Linked DNA regions of Mus musculus: regions 1 and 3 are each linked to region 2. A link is a loop called in an ENCODE intact Hi-C map of the cell type or tissue named here. Cell type or tissue: left cerebral cortex. All regions are shown on one strand. Region 1 overlaps Med27 (mediator complex subunit 27). Region 2 overlaps Med27 (mediator complex subunit 27). Region 3 overlaps Med27 (mediator complex subunit 27).

Region 1 (8,000 bases), 68 kb before region 2:
GCCTGGCTCTCCCCATGTTACTTTTCAGAGGCAACTCTGAGCTTTTCTGAAGCTCTTTGCTTTTGATTCTTGCCTGTGCTGTTCTGATTAATTTGCCTAGGCCACCTCAGATGCTATGTGGGATCCATGGAGAAGAGTGGGGCTTGGCACCTGTACATCACATCCTCCCATGCCTTGCTTGCCTCTGATGGACATCAGTTTACATGAGGGATGCAATTTCTACAGCATGCGCTGTGCTGCTGCTTTGTGAAGGTTGGAGGGGTGTCTCACCAGACTCCTCTTTTCCAGCTGTCCGTGAATCCTAAGAGTCTGGGTTAGCCTCTCAGATTAGTGTCCGAGGGGAGTAGGGATCTGGGGACTCTGGAGATTTAAGCAATCCGCCGGTTTTATGCCTACACCCCCTGCCCCGGCCAGACACCTTCCTCATCTCAGTGTGTAGAATTCTGTGTACCATGCCACTTGCTGGCTTTTACCTCTTCCACCCTCCACCAGCTCTCCACAATGTGCAGAGTTTTAGTGAGCTTCTCTCTGCCAAGTGTTGGCCATGCACCCTGTCCCCTGGGCTGTCCCCTGAGGGCTCATGTGTTGAAGGCTTGGTCCCCAGTGCAGCCATGTATAGAGGTGGGTCTTTTAGGAAGCAAACAGGTCGTGAAGAGTTAGACCCCACTGACAGATTAATCTACTGATACATTTATGATTTGATGGGCTGTCGAAAGATGATAGAAACAGGATGTGGGACCCTGATGACGGGAGTGGGTGTTTGCTGGTATGCCCTTGGAGGCTTGTCTTGTCTCTGGTCCTTTCTACATCTTCTCTTTATTTTTTGAACATTTCATACATGTACACAAAACATTGTGATGGTATTTACCCTGATTGTCCTCTCTTGTACCCTCCAACTCCTGCTGACCCCTTTCTTCCCAGCCAGTTCCCTTCCCACACATGTGTGTGCATGTGTGCAGGTGGCCACAGCTGCTGTGTGGTCATGATTGCAGCAGTGACTGTGTTGTCTTTCTATCCCCTCTTCTGCAATGCTCCCAGGCCTCCAGAGGGAATGATGGAGACGTCCCGAGAGTTGTGGGTCTCTGCTATAACCATCATGCACACTGCATCAGCCCCTGTGATCAAGGCTAGGAGCAGTGCTAGTCTCAGTATAAACATAGGGATCAGAAAGCCTCTGATTCTTATAGCTCTTTGCTTTGTGGCTGCCTTGGCTGTCTCGTCTGCTGTTCGCTCCCACTTTTATGCCTTTGTGTGTTCACCTCAGACCATCAGCAATGGAGCCAAAGAGTGATGGGCCATGTAACTTGATCCCAAATCCACCTTTATGTTGATTTCCTCCAGGGAATTTTGTTACTGAGATAGAAAGCTGAGGAACTCAGGTTCCGTGGTTTCCTTCTGAATGGACCCTTTGTGCTCATTCTTCCCCACTGTTTCAGGGACCTGGGGAAAGAGTGCACTTGAACCTGTTTATCTGCCATGTTCAGCCGAGAGCCCTGGCTCCCACAGACCGTGTGTTGTGCACAGGCTTATCATCCTGACTTTGTGCTTTAAGGAACATGCTTAAAGGGAGAAACGATGGAGCTGGAGATGCAGAGGAGGAAGGTCTTCTCTTCCGCCTTTTCCCAGGAGCTAGTCTTATCTCACAACAGCCCATCCTGCTGCCTGGGCTGCTGCCGGCAGGTCAATCCTCTGGACTGTAGTAGTTGAGGACAGAGGCCCATGGTTGGTAATGGCAGCACAATAGAAGCTGACCTTGACAAAGAAAGTAGACTTTATTAATATTGGAGCCACTCTCCTGCGTGGGGCTAGGGACTATATGACTCTTACACCTGTGCGGTTGGGCCTGTTTCTCTCTGTGGTTCCACCTGACACCGCCCCCTGCAAGTCACTTGTGCTGTTTCCAATAAGAAGGAAGATAAATTTCTTTGCACACTTTTCCCTGGTTTTGGAAATCAGAACACAAACTACCAATTTGATCTGTCACCTGCCTTTGGGAAATGATGTCCTGTCTGTGTGGGATATGGCCACGACAGCCCACCCTTCTCTGCCCTTGCCTCTCCCCACCTCAGTCAGTGCATGGGCCCTGACCTGTGAACCTTAAGTCCCAGCTTGCACCTTGCTCCTACTGTATCTCCACCCCTGTTGCAAGGGAATGTAAAATGCAGCTCACAGGCTATCTCAGACCTTATTAAAACATCATTTCCCCTGCCTTGGTCCCAGATTTCTGTGCTTAATCATAGAAAGGCAGCTTGCTCAAATATACATTATTCTTGTTTGGAAAACTCTTGTCGGCTTGTCTATCTCCCCACCCCCTCTGCGTTCTGTAACCCTGCTTCACTGAGGCAAGACTTATTAAATATCATAATTTGCTCGTTGGAGAATTATTTGTAAACTTAATTAGCTCTGTCGGTGTTTGAGTTAATTTTCTCTCTGAATTTCAGCCTCTCAGGTCCTGGTTTTCTGGACTCTGTCCTGTGTCTGTTAAAGACTTTGTAAATAGTTTTGAAATGCCAGTTGGTGATATATAGGCCTCCTTAACATTTCTTTGATTTATGTGCAGTGCTGTGGAAAAAGGCAAAGAAAGCAAATTATATGGGGAAAAATGTTGCCAATCTTCACTTTTTTTTTTTACCTTTAGTTTTAAAAAGTACACTTATCAATCATGTCTGATGGATTTTCTTTTTTATAAAGATTGAAAATTTAACTATTTGAAGACTCCTGCAATGCAGGTTGTTTTTGCTTAGTCACATGTAGCTGAACACTGGATAGGGAGCCCAAATTCCCAAAGCTGTCTCCACTGTCCCCAAAGGCATCATGGAAACAGCAGATGCTGACTGAAAGGCTAGATGGCTCTTCATGCTGGAAGCGTGTCACATCTGTATCTGCACCCCAGATTCTTGTGGTGAGTCAAGCACAGCTCAAGTGAGCTTGCTGAGATTTGTCCAAGAGGAACTCTGTGGCATAGTGAATTCTTATTTGCACTTATTCATTAGGATGTGTGCATGCACGCACACACCCTGGTACATGTGTGGAGGTTACAGGACAACTTATGGGAGTCAGCACTCTCCTTCCACCCAATGTGTAAGTTCCAAGGATCCCAGGCTAGTCGTCAGCTTGGCATCAGGCACATTGACTGGCTGAGCCATCTCCCCCAGCCAGTCTGATGGCTTCCAGGGAGATAATGAACCAAACAGTGACTCTATACATATTTCCTAAGATTGTTCCATGATGGGTCTCAGGTTTCAGTGTGCCTGAGACCCATGTGCGCTCACTGGTTTTGATGTAAATTCTTGAGCATCTCATAGAAATTATCAACCAGCAGATTTGAGGCAGGGTCTTATAATCTGCAGATGGGGTCAGCACCCTTTGGGTGGCCCTGATGTCAATGAAGCAGGCTGGCAGGGGTACTATGTGTAGTACCCCTATGCCCACAGTGTGGCACAAGTTCACAGCTCCATATCCAAAGCCTGGGAGTCTGAATGGGTTTTGATTTAGAATTTTATGTTCTAGAAAGGCAGCATGTCAATATACCATATATAACACTAATTCCTCCAGTGGGATCCAGGACAGTACCTGGTAATCAGTACTGTGCTGGTGAAATGTCTGCCTCTTCACAGTAAGTCAGAGAAATTAAGATTCAAATAGATTCACAGCAGTTCACGGCAGGTTTTGCTGCCACACGAGTTCTGCGCCTACATTGATGAGAAAGCTTTTGACTTTGAGGACTTCCATGCATTTTCATATTTCGGGGAGGAATCCTGGCTCTGTGCTGGCAGCTTCTTGTCCCGTCCTCTGCTCTGGGTGTGAGACAGCAGAAGGCAGTGAGTGGGTGAAAGGTGTGTATACAGCTAGAACACTCCCTCAGCAGCAGCAGCAGGGGCTTCTGGGAGTGCAAGTGCAAGTCCAATGCAGTTGGCTCCTCTAGAGCTGAAAAAGCATCCAGTGCGTTGCGACTCCAGGGCCAGCAGGGACAGTTTGCTAGGCTGTGGTAAGCCATGGTTCTAACTTCCAAGAGGCCTGGCTGCAGACGCCTCTCTGCTGCTTCCGTCATGATAAACCCTTACTAACTGGGCATCCCAAGAGTGACTGCTCCTTGTAACTGAACTAAACCAAGTAATGAGGCCATTAGAGCTGTACCCCATCCTGTGTCCACCCTTCTCCAGGACCTCACTCACCCCCAACATGGTGCTCAGCACAGTCTGAAGTTTACCTCCTATCTCATCTGGCTTTTTCCCACTAGCTTGTGTACTCATTTCTTTATAAAATCCATAGCAAGGGCATTCTGAGTTCTCAATGGTAGAGTGTGTGTTCTAGAAGAGGTGCTTAGCAGGCTGGCCAGATTCCAGCCTCTCCATACCATTGCCTGAGCTTCGGTTCCTCCTCCTCAGCTTAGAGTTAGCACCAGTGCCTACTTACACAGCCATCAACGCAGACCACTTGAGTCCCCAGCACACAGTGAGCCCTTGCTATTCTCCGGATATAAAATACCCCCAAAGGTTCATGTACTGGAGCTTGGTTGCCAGGTGATTGCATTAATCAGTAGATTAATTCTTTTTTTTTTCCATTTTTTATTAGGTATTTAGCTCATTTACATTTCCAATGCTATACCAAAAGTCCCCCATACCCACCCACCCCCACTCCCCTACCCACCCACTCCCCCTTTTTGGCCCTGGCGTTCCCCTGTACTGGGGCATATAAAGTTTGCGTGTCCAATGGGCCTCTCTTTCCAGTGATGGCCGACTAGGCCATCTTTTGATACATATGCAGCTAGAGTCAAGAGCTCCGGGGTACTGGTTAGTTCATAATGTTGATCCACCTATAGGGTTGCAGATCCCTTTAGCTCCTTGGGTACTTTCTCTAGCTCCTCCATTGGGAGCCCTGTGATCCATCCATTAGCTGACTGTGAGCAACCACTTCTGTGTTTGCTAGGCCCCGGCATAGTCTCACAAGAGACAGCTACATCTGGGTCCTTTCGATAAAATCTTACTAGTGTATGCAATGGTGTCAGCGTTTGGATGCTGATTATGGGGTGGATCCCTGGAGTAGATTAATTCTTGTGGTGGATTCATAGTATGATGGCATTGCTGGGGGTGGGGGAAAGGAGAGGCAATAGGTGTGGCCTAGTTAGAGGAGGTAGGTTATTGGGGACATCCCTGGGAAAGATGGTATCTTGTCCTCTGCCTCTCTCATATTTTGCTGCCTTGAAGTGACAGGTCTCCTCCACATGCCCCTACTACCACACATTCTGCCTCACTCAGGCCTACAGTGAGGAGCAGGCTCACTGTGGACAGAAGTTGGTCTTTCCTCCCTATACTTGCTTTCTCAGGATTCTTCTCAAGGTTGTGAAGTCTAACTAACAAACTTGTGTATCATTAATGTTAACTTTTTTTTTTTTTTTTTTTAACCACAGGCTAGCCACTGTTCCTGACAAGGGAAGTCTCTGTTCCTCAGGGTTTTCACTAGATGAAAATCTTGACCTAAAAGCAGATACTACTTTTGGTTTCTAGTCACATGTAGCCCTGTGTACTGCATCTGACACAGCAGCACACTCTCAGCATATTGCTACTGAACATTCACATGGGCCCTGTGCAGAGCCAGTGGGACATTGGTAGAATTCCACGTGCTGTCATGCTGTAATATACAGTGGTAATAGAATAGCGGTTTCTGGGAGGCATGGTGCGATGTCTGGACTGGCTTGAGGAAACACATGTGAAAGGCGGCCTTTGTGTATCAAGGGTGAAAGGACAGTAGTGCAGCCCAGCGGCCTGTTCTTCTCAGCCCTGGCCCAAGGATGGCTCCTTTCCACACTGATCTCTTCCCCTGGGTGGGCACAGTAGGGTATAGTCATGGGTATAGTCATGCTCGCACTCTCTCTCTCTCTTTAATTTTTGAAGGATTTTATTTATTTTACATATGTGAATACACTTTCGCAGTCCTCAGATACACTAGAAGAGGGCATCTGGTCCCATTACAGATGGTTGTGAGCCACTGTGCTTGCTGGGAATTGAACTCAGGGCCTCTGGAAGAGCTGTCAGTGCTCCTAACCTCTGAGCCATCTCTCCAGCCCCCAGTCATGTTCTTGATCTTCCCTCATGGATACCGTTCCCCTGCCCAGCTGCTGCTCCAGTGTGGTTTGGTTGCTTGCTGGTCTCCTCCCAGCAGATTGGATTGGATGCTTTGAATAGAATTGGATTGGATGCTCCACCACAGCTTCAGAGGAAGTGGGCATTCTTCCAAGCTGCCCTTCTTGGGCTAGGGCTGTGGCCAAGTGTATTGTGTCTGCCTGGCATGCATCAAGTCCTATGTGTGGTCTGTAGTGGGAGGGAGAGAAGAAGGAAGATACGTGGGAGGGAGCAATAAGAGAATGGGAAGGGAGGGAGGAGGAGGAGAAAAGACAGGTGGAAGAGGAAAGTGCATCAGACCTCTGCCCCAGCATAGCTGTTCTGCTTTCTAGCTGTTTCTTCTTTTTAGCCTAGCTATACTTGGCTTTCTCAAGACCAGAACTCATCCTTGTCCTCTAAATCTTTTGTCCAAAGCCAGCTTTCCAGTCATCATCTTGTCTGGGCGCCTTGTTGGTAGTGGCCATCAACCTCAGCCTGTCAGTAGCATCCGCAGATTACATATTTCAGTATATGCTTGCTGCCAGCCCCTGCTCAGCGCTCTCTGTTCACCACTCACCAACTCTCTCAAGGCCAGGCTTCTTCTGCAGCAACAGAGTGGTGCTGAGAAGCAGCGTCACCCTAACGAGACAAGAGGCTTTGGGGTTCGGGGGTGGACTGATGAACCCGCGCTCAGGGCACAGGCTTCGAGGGCCTTTGGCCTGTACCTGGGCAGATGACTACATACCCACACAGCCTCAGAACCAAAACTTTTCTCTGCCTGAATCATGTTGATTGGTCAATAGGACATTCACTCTGATATGTTGCTTGTTTTGAATAAAAAACATCCCTACTGGGTGACTCTTTTTGCTTCAAAGGGTGAAAAAAAAATCACAGCCCTGTATTTGGGGTGGGGTGGGGGGAGTTGTGGCACCTAGGGCTGGGCCCCCGAGTTCAGTCCCTCGCACCACCAAACCAAACCAAAATTGAAACCAGTGAAAACCCTTCGATGGTCCCACAAAACAAGTGAGTGGTCCCGTGGGAGGGAGGGGCTGTGGAAGGAGACTCTGGTCTTGCCTCACTGAGATCTTTGTGATCCTCTCTTGGTGGCTTAACACATCAAGGTTGAGCTAACAAGCCAGGCATTTAGGTTGAGTGCAGATTAAAAGGAGCAGTCTCGACAGTCTATTAGAAGGCGCTTCCCAGCTGATGCTCCACTGCCTTCCATTTACTGTGCTCCAGGGCTTCTGAGGCCCCACAGAGTCATTCTTCTTGTTAGTGAGAGGTCTACAAAGATGGGCCAGGAGGCGTCTCTGCCCGCCAGACTGTCTTCCTTTACTGTGTGAGGAGAATTCTAAGTTGGATTTCTTCTCGGTGCAGCTAGCAGCTGCTTCTTCCTCCTCCTTCCACTCTCCCAGTTTGTTATCCGGTGTGGGTAGGGGGACAGTACTTGATTTAAAGAAGTGTTCAGTTAGCTAGCAGGATGAGGCATTTCTGAGTATAGAGCCTTCTCCAAACCTTGGACAGCTTTGGTCTCTTCCTCTCTGCAGAGTGATAGGCTCTGTACTTGAGGCTGAGAATGGCGCCCTCTGCAGACTTGGAGAGCAGCTCGTTCTCTACCTGTGCGCAGAGTGCCAGGCTTGACACTGTCCACATCACACCACTTCATCCTGAGGTGTCCTTGGCCTTCTTTGTCTGTCAGTGCCATTCTCCACAGAAATATGAAATAAGAACACCCTCCCACCCCCATAGACATCCACCTTAGGGAGTGAGTCATTTGACATAAAGACAGCTCTTAGTCCCCCTGGATGAACATTGTTGTTCACAGTGGTCTGATAAGATAAACACAGGCTCTGAAGAGAGGAGAAACTCAGGACCCTTTATGTGGAGCTAGCCATCTGA
Region 2 (8,000 bases):
TTGCAGATGTCTCTCCATGGTCACTCCTGGCTTTATCCTCTCTGGAAAATTAGTTTATTAGTACATGTATCCCTAACTCTGAGGGTGTGTATGGGCGGAGAAAATGAACAGCATGAATCTTACACACTGTGTGGGGTAAATGCTATTTAAATCCGGCTGGAACAGCTAAGCATCGCACTAGCATGAGATCATTGGCTTGGGGCCAGGTTTGTTGTGTTTGTGGGTGGTTCCCCCCCCTCTTTTGAGGAGGGGTCAGGCTTAGAGAGCTAAGCCATCTGTCCAGTATAATATTTTAAGTCTTTAATAACAAATCATTTGCAATATATCTTACTGCGTAGAGGAGAAAATGAATATTTTGCAGAAGTGTTATCTTTAGAAACGTCTTCCCCATTCCCTTTTGTTATCGTTTTGGTGGTGTTGTCTCCATTTGATAGTGCACATCTTTGTACTACTGTTTTGCAGAATTAATTAGTTCATTAAAAGTGGCATTTTAAAACCGGTGTGCCGGTACAGTGTGCTTCTTTAGAAGGCTTTTGCTTCTAAAAGGCATTAAGCTTCTACAAGAACAGATGCAGGGGTTCTGTGGACAGACATTAAGCCTCAAGACTTGAAAGGCTCTGTGTTGCTTTCTTTGAGGTGTATTTTCAATGAGCTCTGGCTGCCATTGTGCATGCCTTTCCGTGGTTAATGTAGTGACCTCTGCCACACCTTGCCTCTTCATCCGCTGCAGAGAACTGTGCATCTCATTGCATAATGGCCTAGCCTGGGTCCATGTGGCAATCTCTAATGTACTGTCTACCCATTCAATGAGTATTCAAGGAGCACCAGGCACTGTGGCAAGGCGCTGGGTAGTACAAGGAAGAGAGCAGTCACATGACCCTCCAGAACACTGCAGGGAAGTAGGACTTTAAAGAAATAATCACTCACAAATTGTGTAGTTAGAAATGTGCAGAGGTGACAGAATTTGAAAGTGCTGTGTGGGGTAGGATGTACTGATGGAGAGATGTGAACAGGACAGGGCCAGGGAAGGCTTTCCTGAGGAAGTTAGCCTACGGAAGAATAACCAGGGATTTGTGGTGGGCCTGGCTGGGCAAAGAGTGCTTCAGGAAGATTGCTCAGTGTAAGGAAGGGGGTGGCAGCTGAGGCTGGAAGGGAGGGAGCGATAGCTGCGTTGGAGGCTCGCCTTGGCCTCTGAGGACTTGAGACTTGAGTCCTTTCTGAGCCCTGTCTCAGGAGTGGTTCTGAAAACAGAGGAGGCTTTTCCTAGACAAGCAAAGACCCCTAGAAGGCATGGGTTGTGTGGCTTTGCCCTGCAAAGCTGGCACCTCTTGTCAGATCACAGCCTGGTGTGGAGAGAGGAGTTGTTACAAGAGCTGAGTGCTGAGAGGACGTGGGAGGAAGGGACGCTCACACACTGATGGGGACCGGATGTGAGTGCAATGCCAGGGAATAGCAGGGAAGGTCCTCAGAAGGCTAAAGCAGAAGCACCATGTGACTTAGCAGTCCCACCTCTCAGTCTGCGCACAGGCAGTAAGAGGAAGCATCTGCACTCCCATGTTCCTGCAGTTTTAGTCACAGTAGTCAAGATCATCACATGTGCCCATCAACTTACTAACAGATAAAGAAAACATGGTGTGGGCACAATTGGGACTTTGACAAGAAGGAAACCCCATCAGTATGAAGGAACATGAAAGTCGTGTGTTAAATGAAATAAGCCAGTCACAGACAGATTAAATAGTCCAGGGTGTCTGTCATTCATGTGTCAAATCTGAAAGAGTCGAATTCCTAGGGGAAGACTGTACAACAGTGGTTACCAAGGGCTTGGATGGGAGAGCGAATGGGGATGTTACCTGGAGAGCACGATTGTTAGCAATAAGCTCAAAAGATCCATTAGAGCATAAATGGCTAGAGTTAATGATAGGTTATCACAGTCTTGAAAACCGCTGACAGAAAAGGTGGTATGTGAGGAAAAGCACGTGGTCATTAGTTTGATAATAGCCATCCCATAATGTGTGTGTGTGTTTCAGAGCACACTCACAGGGAAAAAGAGGTGCAGTTTTTAATTTGTCAGTTAAGTAATAAGCTCACATAACAGCTCCATTACAGAAGTATGACTTTAAGATCCACACAACTATTATAGTTGTGATTACTTCAGGACTGTGTGATACAGTGTTACATACATACATACATACATACATACATACAGGCAGGCAGGCAGGCAGAATGCATACTCTACAAAGAAAACCAGAGACCTTAATTTTGGAAGGGTCTAGACAAGGATACTTAAATCAGGCAGGGTTCACAAATAGACTCTTAAGAGCTATAAAGTGCAGAAAGTTGCATGTGAAATGTCATATAGTTTTCAGTACCTTCTCCTAGGGATCTGGGACCTAAGGAGACTAAAAATCGTCAGTGAAGAGCTTAGGAAAACTCAGCAACTGTCCATATTTACAAAAGCCTTTGTTTGACTTTGGGAGAAGTAGCTGAGTAGCGTTCTGCCAATCTGATATGATATGGCTACATGGAGACACTGGCCAGCCTGCAGAAATTACCTGCAGACCACCTCTTGGAGATGCTGTCAGTGGGTCACTAGGCAGGGCAACTTATGGGGTGCTAGTGGTCTTCAGTACTCCTGTGAAGGCCATTTAAAGAAACAAGAATCCTGGAGAGTTGGCTCAGTGGTTAAGAGCACTGACTGCTCTTCTGAAGGTCCTGAGTTCAAATCCCAGCAACCACATGGTGGCTCACAACCATCTGTAATGAGATCTGATGCCCTCTTATGGAGTGTCTGAAGTCAGCTACAGTGTACTTATGTATAATAACAAATAAATCTTTTTAAGAAAGAAAGCAAGGAAGAAAGAAAGAAAGGAAGGAAGGAAAGAAGAGAGAGAGAGAGAGAGAGAGAGAGAGGAAGGAAGGAAGGAAGGAAGGAAGGAAGGAAGCAAAGCAAAGCAAAGCAAAGCAAAGCAAAGCAAAGCAAAGCAAAGCAAAGCAAAGCAAAGCAAAGCTTAGGGCCCAGGTGTGTGTTATGTCTAGGAGTGCAGGTAGGGAGGGTGGTTTCTGCTGCCAGAGTCACTCTGCAGTCCCATCCTCGGAAGCCATTGGAAACCTGGGGAGAGAAGAGTGCCTGCTTTTCTCTGCACAAGCTCATCTCCTAAACCACTGAGTGCCTGGTCTTCATTAAGGATGGGGCAGAGAAACAAACTTAAATGTTAACTTTCTGCCTGAAAATACTCACACCTTGATCTGAACCTGTGGTTTCTAGAAGTTTGTGTTCCTAGGCCTTGTAGCTGTGTTGGAGTAAAGGAAACCCAGCCTCTTCTCCATGTTTGAAAGGCTCCTGTAATGTAAATAGGAACAGCAAGCCTTCCAAGTTATTACCCTGTTAGCAGGTTGACAGATATGTGCAAATTGTGACTCACTGCTCAATTTGGCTCCAAATTAATGTCTTTCCGTGCGGGCCGCACAGGCCGCGTCTGCTCAAGTGTAAACTCGTCACCGCTGCGGTGTGCTGCTTGTTTGCCTCCACTCTAAAGGTAAAAATTAAAGTAATTTGATTCTGCCACTAGTGGAGTGTGACATATGGTGGTAGTGTGGGAGGAGAGCAAGTCGTTCCTACCTGTCCTTAGCCCGGCTCTGTAAGCGTGGTGCTGGCGTACTCTGCGAGCACAGTACAGACACGAGCAGCACCCGCTGTCTTGGGAGGCAGCATTCTAGAAGCATTGCCAAAGACCACCCCACACATACCAGCCCCCACTCTCTGCAGAAAGAAAGCCATTTTTGTCTCCAGACTTTTAATCTGGTGTGGCAAGCCTCCCTGGTTTCTGTCAAGTTACTAGTGGCTCATTTGTATCTCTAAGGCTGGGTCTATTTAAAAATGAAATGTTTTGATTTCTGCATCTAAAATCTAGACGCTGTTTTCCTCAGCTAAAGGTGCAGCTGACTTTCTTTGGTCTCTTTTTGGCAAATGCATAATGTCACCTGTAACAAAGGAATCTGTATCTCCTTTATGTTAGGCCTAAGAAGAAAAACAGCCTCCTTAAAATTCATTTCTGCTCAATGGAATTTTCAAATGAGCTTGCTGAGCCTTATCTAAGATCACAGGCAGGTGGGTGGGCAGGGAGGAAACCACTGAAAACCCACCCACCCTGGGCTTCTTAACTGTGCTGTGCCTGTGGCAGCTACCTTTCTTAGGAACTATCTTTTCTCTGCCACAACCTTCCCTTCCAAGTAAGAGTCCCTAAATGACCAGGGATGCCCACTGCAACTCTGGATGCAATGAACAAAATCTGGACCAGGTGGCTGGCTTGGAATTCTAGGAAAGTAGAGTGAGGTTGCCTCCAAGTTTGTATGTGGCCCAGGATAACCCCACTGTTCGGGTCTTCCAGCCTGCTAAGGAGCCTGATTTTCCAGGTGGTATGCTGAAGGTTTCAAGGTGAAGGATACAAGACATCAGGTTATGATGGTCTTTGTGCTGAACTTGTGCATATTCATCCAGCTCCCTTCCAGAGCTATGATGGCTATTGATTAAAGACTATGCACAAGACACTGCCTGCCCCTCACATTAGCATATACTTAGCAGTGACCTCCATTCACACTGGACAGAAGCTGTTTGCTTCTGCTGAGTCTGAAGAAATGGGTTGAAAGCACACATATAGATTGGGGAAGTATCTGAAGGTGAGCATGAGCATCGCCAGCCCCTGAGTTGGCATGGTTTTGTCATGCAACTTCTGTTGGTTCAGTAGACACTGGACAGTACCATGCTTGCGCCTCCCTCTCTTCCAGTCACCTCTGCAATTAAGTTATGCTTAGATGCCATGAGGCTGTGAGTCAGGGAATCACCAAAGATCCCCTGACTGTTTCCCTGTCACCTAGGAATGACACTTGTGAAGCTGTTACTTCTTAGTAGGGTGGGGCCTTGAAGAAATGCTTGGAGCAACTTCAGCTCTTAATAGCAAGACTCACATGATGGTCGAAGTCCTCTTGAGAAGGGAAGCTGGCTGCTGCTGTGGCCCTGTGGAATCTGTGGGCTACTTGTAGTCCACCAGAATCCCTGACACCACCTTCCACAGGAGCACCCCAGCCAGCACCACCTCTTTTCATGCCCACCTGCCCACTGCCCTTGTTTGTTATCAGGCCTTTGCAGCCTCTCCTGCCCTCCTCCAACATGAAAACCAACCCAACAGGACAGTCCTGAGAACCGCCTTCTGACTTCCTTGGCACTTTTTACCAGATAGCCTTCTTCTGCACTCCCTCTCATGAGCCTCAGGTTTCCAACTGGAATTTCATATCACGTGATCAAGGAGCCCATCTCTGCTTTCCCCCAGAAACTATACCTTAACATGTCCCTGATGTAGAGAGTGTATGATTAAGTTTCCTACCCATTAATAGCTTTTTGGGGGTCTTGGCTGCTGAGTTGGACGCACCTTTTGTGTTGGTGTGGGTAGACAGTGAACTGGCAGGGTGTCCTATGTAGGGAGCAAAGCCAGCTCTGTGTGTGCTGTGAGCTGGCATGTTCCCAGTGAGCCTCCACTGCAGGGCAGGAGGGCTCTTGGGACCACCTGTCAGCATGCATGGCATCTGTGAGTCCTTAATAAGTACCCAACACCATGCCTCATGCTTAATGCCAGTGGTCTCAGTGAGTATTAAGCTCCGAGAGATGCAGACTCCACGGTCAGGGGAGGGATGAAAATGGAGCTGCTAGCTCACCTGATGTATTTGACTATGCTAAGAAAAGTTTTAGAGTCAGGAATTTAAGAATAAAGTGGGAATAGGGACAGAGAGGCTGAGCAAATAAAAGCCAAACAGAAATCCACGAAAACGGAAAGCTCCACTATTGGATGGGTTTGACTAGAGAAGGCACAGCCAAAGCACAGGCCGACAGTGTGCCTACAGTGCTTACAGTGGAGTCCTGTAGACATACATAGCCCAATGGAAAATTAGGGTGCATTCAGGCACTTTATTTACAGTATAAATATAATCACGTAAAACAGAGCCCCTCTGCAAAGGGTCATGGGAGGAAAAAGGAGATGTTTTCATGAGGGACCTTGTGATCTTGTCTTCTTCAAAAGGTGTCACACCAACTAAAAGTTGGTTATTAAGTATGAAGTGAAGTCTTCCAGCCTCCGACAGAACTCCAGTTCATACTTGTATACTTCTTCCACAACCAGGTATGTCGATGACGTGATCAGCCGCATTGACAGAATGTTTCCAGAGATGTCCATTCACTTATCGAGACCCAATGGGACTTCAGCAATGCTTCTGGTAAGACCTGCTTGCCTGTTTGTGGGGACGTGTGGAGGAATAACCTGTCTTCAAATTCAGCTCCCTTTGTAAGCAGAGGAGATGGCACAGTCAGTAAAGTGCCTCACTCAGGTTGAATCCCTAGGCTCATGTGCACAGCCCAAAGCTGTGTGTGGTAACTGTAAGCCCAGTGCTGGACAATGGAGGCAGGAGGGCCCTGCAGCATGCTGGCATGGTGGCCCAGCTGAATGGGTGACAAACCTTGTCTGAAAAAAGATAAGGTGGGGGGTGACAGCTGGCTTCCACCTCTGGTCCCCACATACCAACCTATATGGTTTCTCATTCTGAGGCTCACTGGGAGCATGCCAGTCCACTGCACACACAGAGCTGGCTCTGCTCCCTACATAGGACACCCTGCCAGTTCACTGTCTACCCACACCAACATAACCATAAAATCATAAAATTGCCTTTGTTGCTACTTCATAACCATAGTTTTGCTACTGTTTTACATTGTAAGGTAAATATCTGTTTTTGATGGGATGGAGACCCACAGGATAGAGCCATTGCTCTAGCATAGACACTACACTCTGTGTCTATGTGCTTTTGAGCACATTGCAGTCCCAGGTAAGAGTTAGAGAGAGGTACTATAAGCTGCTTGACCTCGAGTCAGACCACATGACAGCCTCCCCAGCAGCATTGGGTAAATTTTATATTTTCTCTAAGAGATTATACTGGGTGATTCTCAGCTGGTCTCCTGGTAAAGAAAATGGACACACTGTGGCCTCGGGACTTTGTGGTCCATGAAAGTCATTTACCACCCTCACATGTTAAAAGAAAGCCTCTGGCTCTTTGCTACCACTGACTTCTGATTCTGTTGTTTCTTTGGGTTTGCACCGAGCGTTCTGGCCTCACAGACCACTGATGTTTAAATTGACCAAAGGCAGTGTGCTTGGAGTCCAGTGGCCTAGGGATGTGTTGTGGTATCCATGAGAAGGTTTCTGGTATCCATGTGGTGGTCGGCACCTGAGGGGCACCTCTTGGGACACATGTTTCATGGCAGTATGTGCAAGGGGATGGGCTTTGGTGGATATCGGGAAGGCAAGGCTCTGCATGTAGTGTTGCTGCCTTAGATGCCCTGGGAACTCCTACTGCTATGGCATTCTCCTTATGGGTCACCATCACCCAGGTAAGCCGTTCTTCACCCAGCCCCTCCCATCTTGGAAACGCTGATTGTTTATGCATGTTTCTTTTGACTGGTGAATGGAAAGGATGTGAACTTTCTAATTTTGCAATATTTCATGTATGTGTGTATTTGATATATAGATGTAGATAGATTTCTGAAGTCCATTTGAGCAGTTTTCTCATCGTGGACTAAAATATAAAAAAAAATATACAATACAGTATTCCTTTGATAGAAAAATAAAGCAGTTTTCTTTATATAAAAGGTATTCCCTGCTTCCCTCAAGCATGCTCATCATGCATGTAAGGTCTCCTTAGACCTCACAGCAGTGCACAGATCCTGTTGGCAGATCTGACAGGGACCAAAGAGTTAATAAAGATAAAAACGAAGCATCCTCAGCGAAATAGGTTTGGTCACATTATTTCCAGGTCATTGAGCTTCCACTTCATGAAGAGGATAAGAATTTGGCATTGAGTGGGATGAGCGGGATTAGAGGCAGGCAGGCAGAACACTTAGTTCTACCACCTGACAAAGCAGGCAACTTGGGCCTGTCAGCCTCAGCCACGGACTCATGGAG
Region 3 (8,000 bases), 80 kb before region 2:
TGGAGCAGGTGACTTTGCTCCTCTGAGCCCTGCTCTCCTTCCCATCATGCATTTCAAGAAGACAAAAAGACACTGTGAGCTGTTTCTGTAGAGTCTGGTGCATGATATGCATTAACTTGGCCATTGTCACCATCGCTGTCGTCCTCAGCCTCCTCACTTTGGAGAGAGAGAAACTGAGTCCCAGCTCCTGTGAGCACGTGTAGCACTCAGAGGCCAGGCCGGGACTGCTCCTTTCACCCCGCCACCTGCCCGTCTGCACTCAGCTCCAGATCACGTACTGTCACCTCCTCGGTTCTCTGCAGCGCCTGCAGAGCCTGACAACAGATGGTGCTGTTCTGAATTAAAACAATTTAACTCAAGATCCATCAACTGCCAACATCAAACACCCTTAAAAGAAGGAAAGAAACTCATTATCAAGAGTATTTAAGCAAAGTAGGTATTTAATCTATCTTAATCATTTGCATTCTCGAGGAGAAGAAAGTCAGTGGCAGCTGCCACCACAGGCCAGGCCTGACTGTGCCTGCTGTAATTGCCTCAGTCTGGCCGCATCACACTCGCATTTCCTTGTTTGCCACACAGTACTAATTTGGACTTGGGTCCTTAAAGAACAGTTTTTAAAGCTATGCTGAATATTTGAATATTTAAACATTTAGGAAGTACTCTGTTGCTTTTGTACCTTTGTAAAGCTTTGGTAGGGCGTGTGGACAGTGTGCGGGGTTGCTTCCAGAGCTGGGCAGAAAGGATGTATTAGGCCAAGTTTTGGTATTGCAGTGAAACACCTGAGGTCTGCTACTTCTCAACAACAGCTGCTGAAAGGCACAGTAGCTCTGGGAAGGACCCTCTTCCTCTTGGCTGCAGCGCTTCCTGATGGAAGGCACCACAGTGGCAGGGGCGTGTGTGGGTAAGAGAGGTCACATAGGCAGCTAGGCAGAGAAAGCAATCACGGTGTGACCAGGATTGTTTCTTTATTATAACCACCCTCTTGGAAGCCAGCTTTCTCCCACGAGCATCACAGCCAGTGCTTCCAGAGCCATCCCACTAGGCTCTGCCTCTTAATGATCTCCCCAGCCTCCAACGGCACCACTCTAGAGACACAGCCACACCATAGCAGTGATCACTCAGGTCAGTCTACTCAAGTCCTGTCTCCTGACATGACCATCTCCTGTCATGCCTTCTTCTGCTGCCCCCATGTTCCTCTTGCAAGCAGCCTACCCTAGGCTCTGAGGACCAAGAGGGCCAGGCCTTCTTTACCTTCCTTTGTTGCCTCTTTCAGTCTTGTGGTTGGGGATGTAGCTTACTCTTGGGGACCAGACAATGGATGCTCTCCTTCCCTAACCTCAGCTTGACTGAAGCATTCATGGCCTAATATTAGCTACCAAAGGGGCAAGTAAAATATTTGTACTGTCTTTCTAGAAAAATCTGCACATGGGTGGGAAGCAGGAGCCACACACGTAGAGTGTGCTGACAGAGGAAGCAGACTGCATGCAATACTCTGTAATACTTTGTCCCGTCAGTGTTTCTTATTGAGCCCGTGGTGTCTGTGATGCAGGTTCTAGCCTGACAGGCTGAGAGGTCTGCTCCTCATGCGATGCAAACATGCTCCCTGCGTATTTGTTCTCTGCCTCACACTTTTCCTGATGTGTGCACCAAAGCCCTATTTGTGGAATTTTCTCCTGATATCTGTATGGGAAGGCAGTCCTCCAGAGCTATCTTCCTGGGCAGGCCTGCCAGGACTCTGCTAGCTCCTTCTCTGGCCCACGTCTTGGTCCAGGTGGTGTCCCAAGCAGCTGCTCAGAAGGAACCTGTCACAAGGTCTCCATCTAGTTTGGTTCTAATGGTTTTTCCATAAGGAAAGAAAACAAAGTTGCGGAGCTGGCATTTGCATTTCCATCTTTTAATAATTCATTTCCCCAGCACTGGGAAGAGACCGAGACTTGCAGTCACTTGAGAGGCTAGGGCTTTGTCTGCTCTTTGCTCCCTGTGCTGGGAGTGAGGGGCACTAAGAAGTCCAGATGAGGCTTACTGGCCATCAGTCTATCTGACAACATTTTGAAAAGTAATGTATAAGTGTGTGACATTGGTGTGGTAGTATCATAGCATACTGTTGTCGTGTGAAGGGAACATTGTGTGTGTTCTCTATCAAAATGCCCTCTTTTATTGACAATTCTCATCCTCCCATGGTCTTATGAAACAAAACAAACAAGACATGGAGCATTGACATTGTAGAGCTATAGAAAAGCCACAGAGGTGCTGTGCTACCAGGGAGGGTGCTGAATCATAGAGGTGAAAGGTCTGGTGTCTTTAGTGAAAGCCTAGAGAGGCAGGAACCTAGTCCTGAGTGTCCTTTCCTGTGTGACAAGGCTTATGTACAGGGAGGGGTTGTTGAGCTGGGCACATCTGCCTTCTGCTCGTAGTCCATTTGTTGGGGCATGTGTGTGCATTCTCTGTTCACACTCACTTGAAGTGACTGACACTCCTTTCCTTACAGCACATATGGCTCCACAGATACCTTTGCCATCAATTAGTCCAGGTGATATAGTCAGGACCCACTCTGAGACCTCCCCAGACTTCCTTCCTCTGTGTGGTAGGACAGTATGGACAAGGGATAGGATGGTGTGGATACGGGGTAGGGTGGTGTGGACTCGGGGTAGAATGGTGTGGACACAGGACTCCACAGCTGCAGCCAGTAGAGACAGTGCTGATACTTAGTCTGTTAGTTCCACATCCCCCGCTTAGAGGCAAGGAGATGTAAAACATACAGCAGCTCGTAGCTCAGCTCAGCTCAGCACCCTCCTGGCCACCCCAAGCTCCTGCCTTCCAACAAAGCCCCTCATAAGGGACTCACCTGGAAATGGCCAGCTGGAGGAGACTGAAGTTAGAACGTTCACGCCCTGACCTTACTCTGCTCTTTGGCATTGAGGCCTGAAAAGTTCTTTCCCACCTAGAGATGTACTCTATATTCTGATGGGAGTTATTTTGACAAATGGCATTCCTTGTAATTTAGAAGTCAAAATGCAGGCCAAGGGGCCCAACTAGGGCTATTTAATTGCATCCAAAGGCTCTACTAAACGGATTGACCTCCGTGTCCTTGTCTTGGACCTGCCATGGACTTACTGTTGTCCCTTGCAGTATTTTGCTTGTTGGCCAGCAGGCAGAGTGTCCTTCAGCAGGGCCGGCCCGTTCCTATCTCTATCTACCCCAGCTCTGCTGCAGCTCCCATCTTGCTCTTGTGAAGCCCTCAGCGATCACCCCTGAACTCTATGCTCTCTGCTCTGACAGTCAGTCCCGTCTCCACTCCCTGGCCATCCTGGGCCTCTAAGCAGACTGTTCTTTCACGTTTTCAGATCTCTCTCCTTCATCTCAGCGAGCACCGAGCACCAGCACCAGCACCGTGTTTAGCATTGTGCCCTGCCTCCATCCCCTGTAGAAACCATAAACACGCCTTGTCTTCCTGTGTGACAGTCTTTTCTCCCTGAGAGATGTAGCTTTGGGTATGTGCCGAGAGGTGTTCTTTTTCTTTTTGTTTTGCTGTGTCCTAAGTGTGTAGAGAAGTACCTGGCACATGTAGGGAGTGGCCCACTGATGTTTGTGGGATGGATGGATGGATGGATGGATGGATGAGGTATAGACTTGAAAAAGCCACTTTCTCTTTGGGTCTTTAAGATTTCTAAAGTAAAATATCAGCTTGTACTAGATGAAATGTCATCTCCTCCCAACTGTGACTTCTGTCGATTCTCTGCATCTAGTGGTGTTGATGCGTCACTCACCACCTTCCCCCACCCCAGGATGTGGGCTTCCTGGGGCAGGCAGGATCTAGCTGGTGTTGAGGAGGCAGGTGTCATGGAAGTGCTGTTTCTGGGAAGGGAACTTGAGCCGTGGCCACCCGAACTTGCATGGAAGATGCGCCCCACTTCCACCCCACAGCAGAAATCCCACATGTTTTGCCCATTTTCATTTGGTGATGTTTCCTGGGGACTCTGCCATGCCGTTGTCATTTCCCTGTGCCAGCATGGCAGCTCCCTTCTCCTGGATGCCACCGAAGCCCAGGCCCATTGTTGCTGTGGGTTTGTTTGCATATTGCACAGCCATCTGCTCCTTTACCATCCAAGCTTTAGATTTTAAAATATGAATTGCCAGCCGCTCCAAGACTTTCAGTGGCTTTTTGTTTTGTATGCCAGTAGCTAGACTTTGAACCGTTAGAGCCACCATTGCAGAGCCTTTGCTTCCTCTGAATTTGGGAGGCACTGTGTTCAGGAATTGGGACTGGGCAGACTAGTACCCAGGTGTCTTGAGATCTCATACTGCAGTTCCTTTCAGGCCTTCATCCAACAGGGCCTCCAGGTCAGAGCTGTTTGAGAAAGCCCCAGTGTGCACTAACCCCCCTGCTGTAAGTTCATAGATAAAGGTTCCACAGATTTCAGTGTTTATTTGCTATGCAACTCCAGTCCCACCTGCTCCATGGTAGAGTAAATGTGTGCTGTGTGCTTCATCCTGTAGCATCTCCTGCCACACCATCCCTGGCCAGGTGCTGCCCCCGCCCCCGCCCTAGGCTCACTAGCTTACCCTGTCCTCTTCCTCTTTCCCTAGCACACAGCCATCATTCTGGCTCTCTTCACATGCCGCTCCCTCTGCCTGCCGTGAATTTATGGTGAGCATTTCCAGCACTGTGACTTTCCTCTGTTGCCTCTCTCACAGAGGCCATCATTTTTTTTTTTTTTTTTAAAGATTTATTTATTTATTATATGTAAGTACATTGTAGCTGTCTTCAGACACTCCAGAAGAGGGAGCCAGATCTTGTTACGGATGGTTGTGAGCCACCATGTGGTTGCTGGGAGTTGAACTCTGGACCTTCGGAAGAGCAGTCGGGTGCTCTTACCCACTGAGCCATCTCACCAGCCCGAGGCCATCATTTTTTGGATTTGGAGTGAGTGAGCTGTTTAGTAAGATGTAGCTCCATGAGGTTCACGATGCCACCGAGCATTGAGCTCATGGAAGCAGAGTGAGAGGTGGGTTTGCACAGGCAACTGTGTAAAGATGTTTGCACAGTGTGATGTCTGCCGTGCCCAGGAGGAACTGGACAGAGAAGAGTGCCTGCCTAAGAGTGCCTGGGTGAAAAGTAGGGCTAACTTATTTCATGGCGCTCTGTCTTCAAAAGTCAGGCAGTGTTAGCAGAATACCAATTGCCAAGACACTTAACCAGCAGCTGCATACCATCCAAAAGATCTGTTTTTTAGTGTATCCACATGCTCAGGGAGACTTGACGTTCCTATTTATTAAGTGTTAGCCAAAGAATGTTTTTGTTTTTCAGCTCTCTTTTCTGATATTTCCAAAATGTCTATTTTTCTACTTTAAACAATCTCCCACATAAATTCAGTTCAGTCTTTTTCTTTTGAAGAATCTGCAGTTGTCACTCAGAGTGTCAGCTCCAGGAGGCTAGGCTGGGCATCTGGGATGGTGACAGGAATAGATCCTTTTGGGGGCCTACAGTAGAGCAGGCTTTGCTGCCAAGTTGCTGGTCAAGTGACACTAACTAAGCAGGCTTAGTCCCTGTCGCTGAGGCTTTGGCCTTGTCATTGCTCAGGTGACCCAGAGTTTGTGCCACCCCCCTGCTAAGTTGGGTTTCAGCACTGAGTCTCAGAATTCTGGGATCTTTAGGTCAGCTGCATGTGGCAAAGTGTTCCTCTAGTGAGGATCTGCCATCTTTACAGTTTTCTTAAACTTCTTATTTCAGATATGTTTCCAGCTTCTAGAAATGTCCCCAGCAGTTTGTGCAGAGCTCTGTGGACTCCACCCATGTCCCCTCTCCTCCTGTTGCTTGGTGGTGTTGCTGTCTGAGTTAGGATTTCTGCTAAGAAATGGGATGGTCCATAACCGCTTTTTCTTTGATGCTAGAGTACAACGTTGCTCTTATCGCTACCTACTGCTCCCAAGCATGCTGTCTGGAAAGGCCAGAATTTTCTTTCCTTCTGTCTCATTCTTGTTTGGGTTTTTCTTTCACTTTGCTATGCTGGTAATCAGATCCAGGGCCTTGGGCATGCAAGGCAAGTGAGCCAAGCCACACCCTCAGCCCAGCTGGTTCCTTTTCCAGCACTTGCTCAGGATCCACTCTTGGGCCTACCATGATCAGTTCTCCACCGAGGAAGTTCAGGTCAGCTCCTGCTTCTTGTGTTTGCATAACTGCTACACTGGAGGTACTGATATGAAAGCCCAGACCCAGGTACATTCACAGGAAGGGTTTTGAGCCAAGGGCCACTGCATTTACTATCTGGTGGCCATTTCCCTCTGCCCTAACCACAGAGGCTTGTCTGTGTTTACATCATGCTTTTCACAGTCTGCTTCCTTGGCTTTAGGTTATCTAATGGATGAGCATAAGCACACAAGATTGCTCTCCTGTGTACAACTAAGCGAGGGACCTGTGTGTAGTGGGAACTATGCAAGGGAGCGTTAGAAGGCAGAGCTCCATGCTTGGGATCCATTAGGCCTGTCCTTCCCTCCTCCCTCCTGCATGCAGGTTGGGATAATGAGTAGGCGCTCCAGCAGGAGCTCACACTGGGGTTTTGGGAGGTTTGCCATTGAGGTACATTGCAGGTGTGATGGAATTTCTTGAGTCTCCTCCCCACCTCCTGCTCTGTCCTTGCCCCTCTGGTTTCCTCTGTGATACTTCTGTATCCTTCAACTTCGTGATCTCTGCCACCTCTGTAGGAACTCTTCCATATGGCAGTGGTTGCCTTGCCACCTCCCCCACTGGTGTCCCTGTCATATTTCCTCTGTGCACCTTGCTACCAGCTCCATGATTTCCTTACTCTTTGTTCAGGAGTGTGCTCACCATGCTGTGGGAGCCCTGCTTGTCTTTGGAGCTTATTCTCAGCACTGACCCCAGAACAGGGCCAGATGTTAGGACGTTAGATGCCTAGTATGTATTTACTTAGTAATGTTCTAAGATTTATATATGAAGTTAAATATGTGCTGACTCATCACTGGGTGAGCAAAGAAAGGTCTGGTTGGCAGCAATACACATCTGTAATGAGATGCTTCAGTGGTTCTCAACCTTGCTAATGCTGGGACACTTTAATATAGTTCCTCATGTTGTGGTGATTTCCAACCATAAAGTTATTTTGTTGCAATAATTTTTCTATTGTTATGAATTATAAAGTAAATATCTGATATGCAGGATATCTGATATTCAACCCCCAAAGAGGTTGTGACCCACAGTTTGAGAACTGTTAGTTTAAGTGTTGTGAGCTTAGTATCACAACACTTAAACTAACTTTGGGCAAGTGACAGCTTCTTTCAGCCTCTTCTGCATGGGTGAAATGGGATTGTCAGGACACCTTCCCCTGGATTGCATTGTGAAGGCATTATTAATGCTTGGTGTATCAGACACTAGAGTTCTCTTTTGGTTGTTACTGTTTCACAAAATAGGTAGACTAATAGTCTTTTGTTTTGTTTTGTTGTTTTATTAGCATTTGTTAATTGTACAAAACAATGTGTTTGATTATGACAATCCATACCTGTCTATAATATACTTTGATCACCTTTAATCCCCTCTTACCATATCCTACTCCCCTCCCACTGCTCTCTTCCCTGCTTCCAAGCCCTCCTTCTACCCTCATGTATTATCTCTGCTATTTTCTTTTAACTACTGTTACATGTACACACACATATGGCTCTAGAAATACTACTTGCTGGGTTCATTTGGTATTGATCATGTTTGATTTTTAGGGCTGACCACTTGAGATTAGAGAACATCTCCCTGGGGAAGACTGCTTTTCCTTCGCTCAGTCCGTTAATTGCCTGTAGCCTTTCATGTAGGTCGGGCCTCATGGGACCTCACCTTTGTTCCATGTTCACTGGGGCTGTCACTCTGCAGGTCCCTGCTTAGGGAACTAGATTGTTAAGAGGTCATGGGTGAAGCTCTATGTTCTTTGCAGAAGATACAATCTTACAGCAGATGTCCTGGTCCTCTGGTTCTTTCTACATACTTTCTACAGTTTTTTCCT

What was found. Hi-C counts contacts between places; a loop is a spot of excess contacts. Peaks named below come from ENCODE experiments on the same cell type or tissue, not always from the same donor. Only the 100,000 strongest peaks of a DNase experiment are listed, where the experiment ranks them.
Region 1: it touches region 2 in a loop (7-fold over the local background); 3 of 42 quality-filtered maps call a loop at or near these places.
Region 3: a loop joins it to region 2, with 4 times the contacts of the local background. A loop is called at or near these places in 2 of 42 quality-filtered maps.

What each region holds. Positions count from the first base shown.
Region 1 is chr2:29,396,641-29,404,640 of GRCm38, forward strand. The region is part of intron 2 of Med27 (mediator complex subunit 27); the gene reads left to right. Among named protein-coding and RNA genes, the nearest start is that of Med27, 54 kb to the left of the region's middle. In left cerebral cortex, a CTCF peak has its summit at 7,684 (motif pointing left); DNase peaks (open chromatin) are centred at 3,810, 4,303, 6,237 and 7,541; H3K27ac peaks cover 597 bases.
Region 2 is chr2:29,465,123-29,473,122 of GRCm38, forward strand. It overlaps Med27 (mediator complex subunit 27), which reads left to right. Exons shown (of 8, transcript NM_026896.5): 4 at 6,171-6,264. Among named protein-coding and RNA genes, the nearest start is that of Mir133c, 6.2 kb to the right of the region's middle. In left cerebral cortex, no CTCF peak of the experiment used is centred here; DNase peaks (open chromatin) are centred at 154, 776, 1,148, 1,449 and 2 more places; H3K27ac peaks cover 2,648 bases.
Region 3 is chr2:29,385,226-29,393,225 of GRCm38, forward strand. The region is part of intron 2 of Med27 (mediator complex subunit 27); the gene reads left to right. Among named protein-coding and RNA genes, the nearest start is that of Med27, 42 kb to the left of the region's middle. In left cerebral cortex, a CTCF peak has its summit at 329; DNase peaks (open chromatin) are centred at 270, 3,847 and 4,005; H3K27ac peaks cover 877 bases.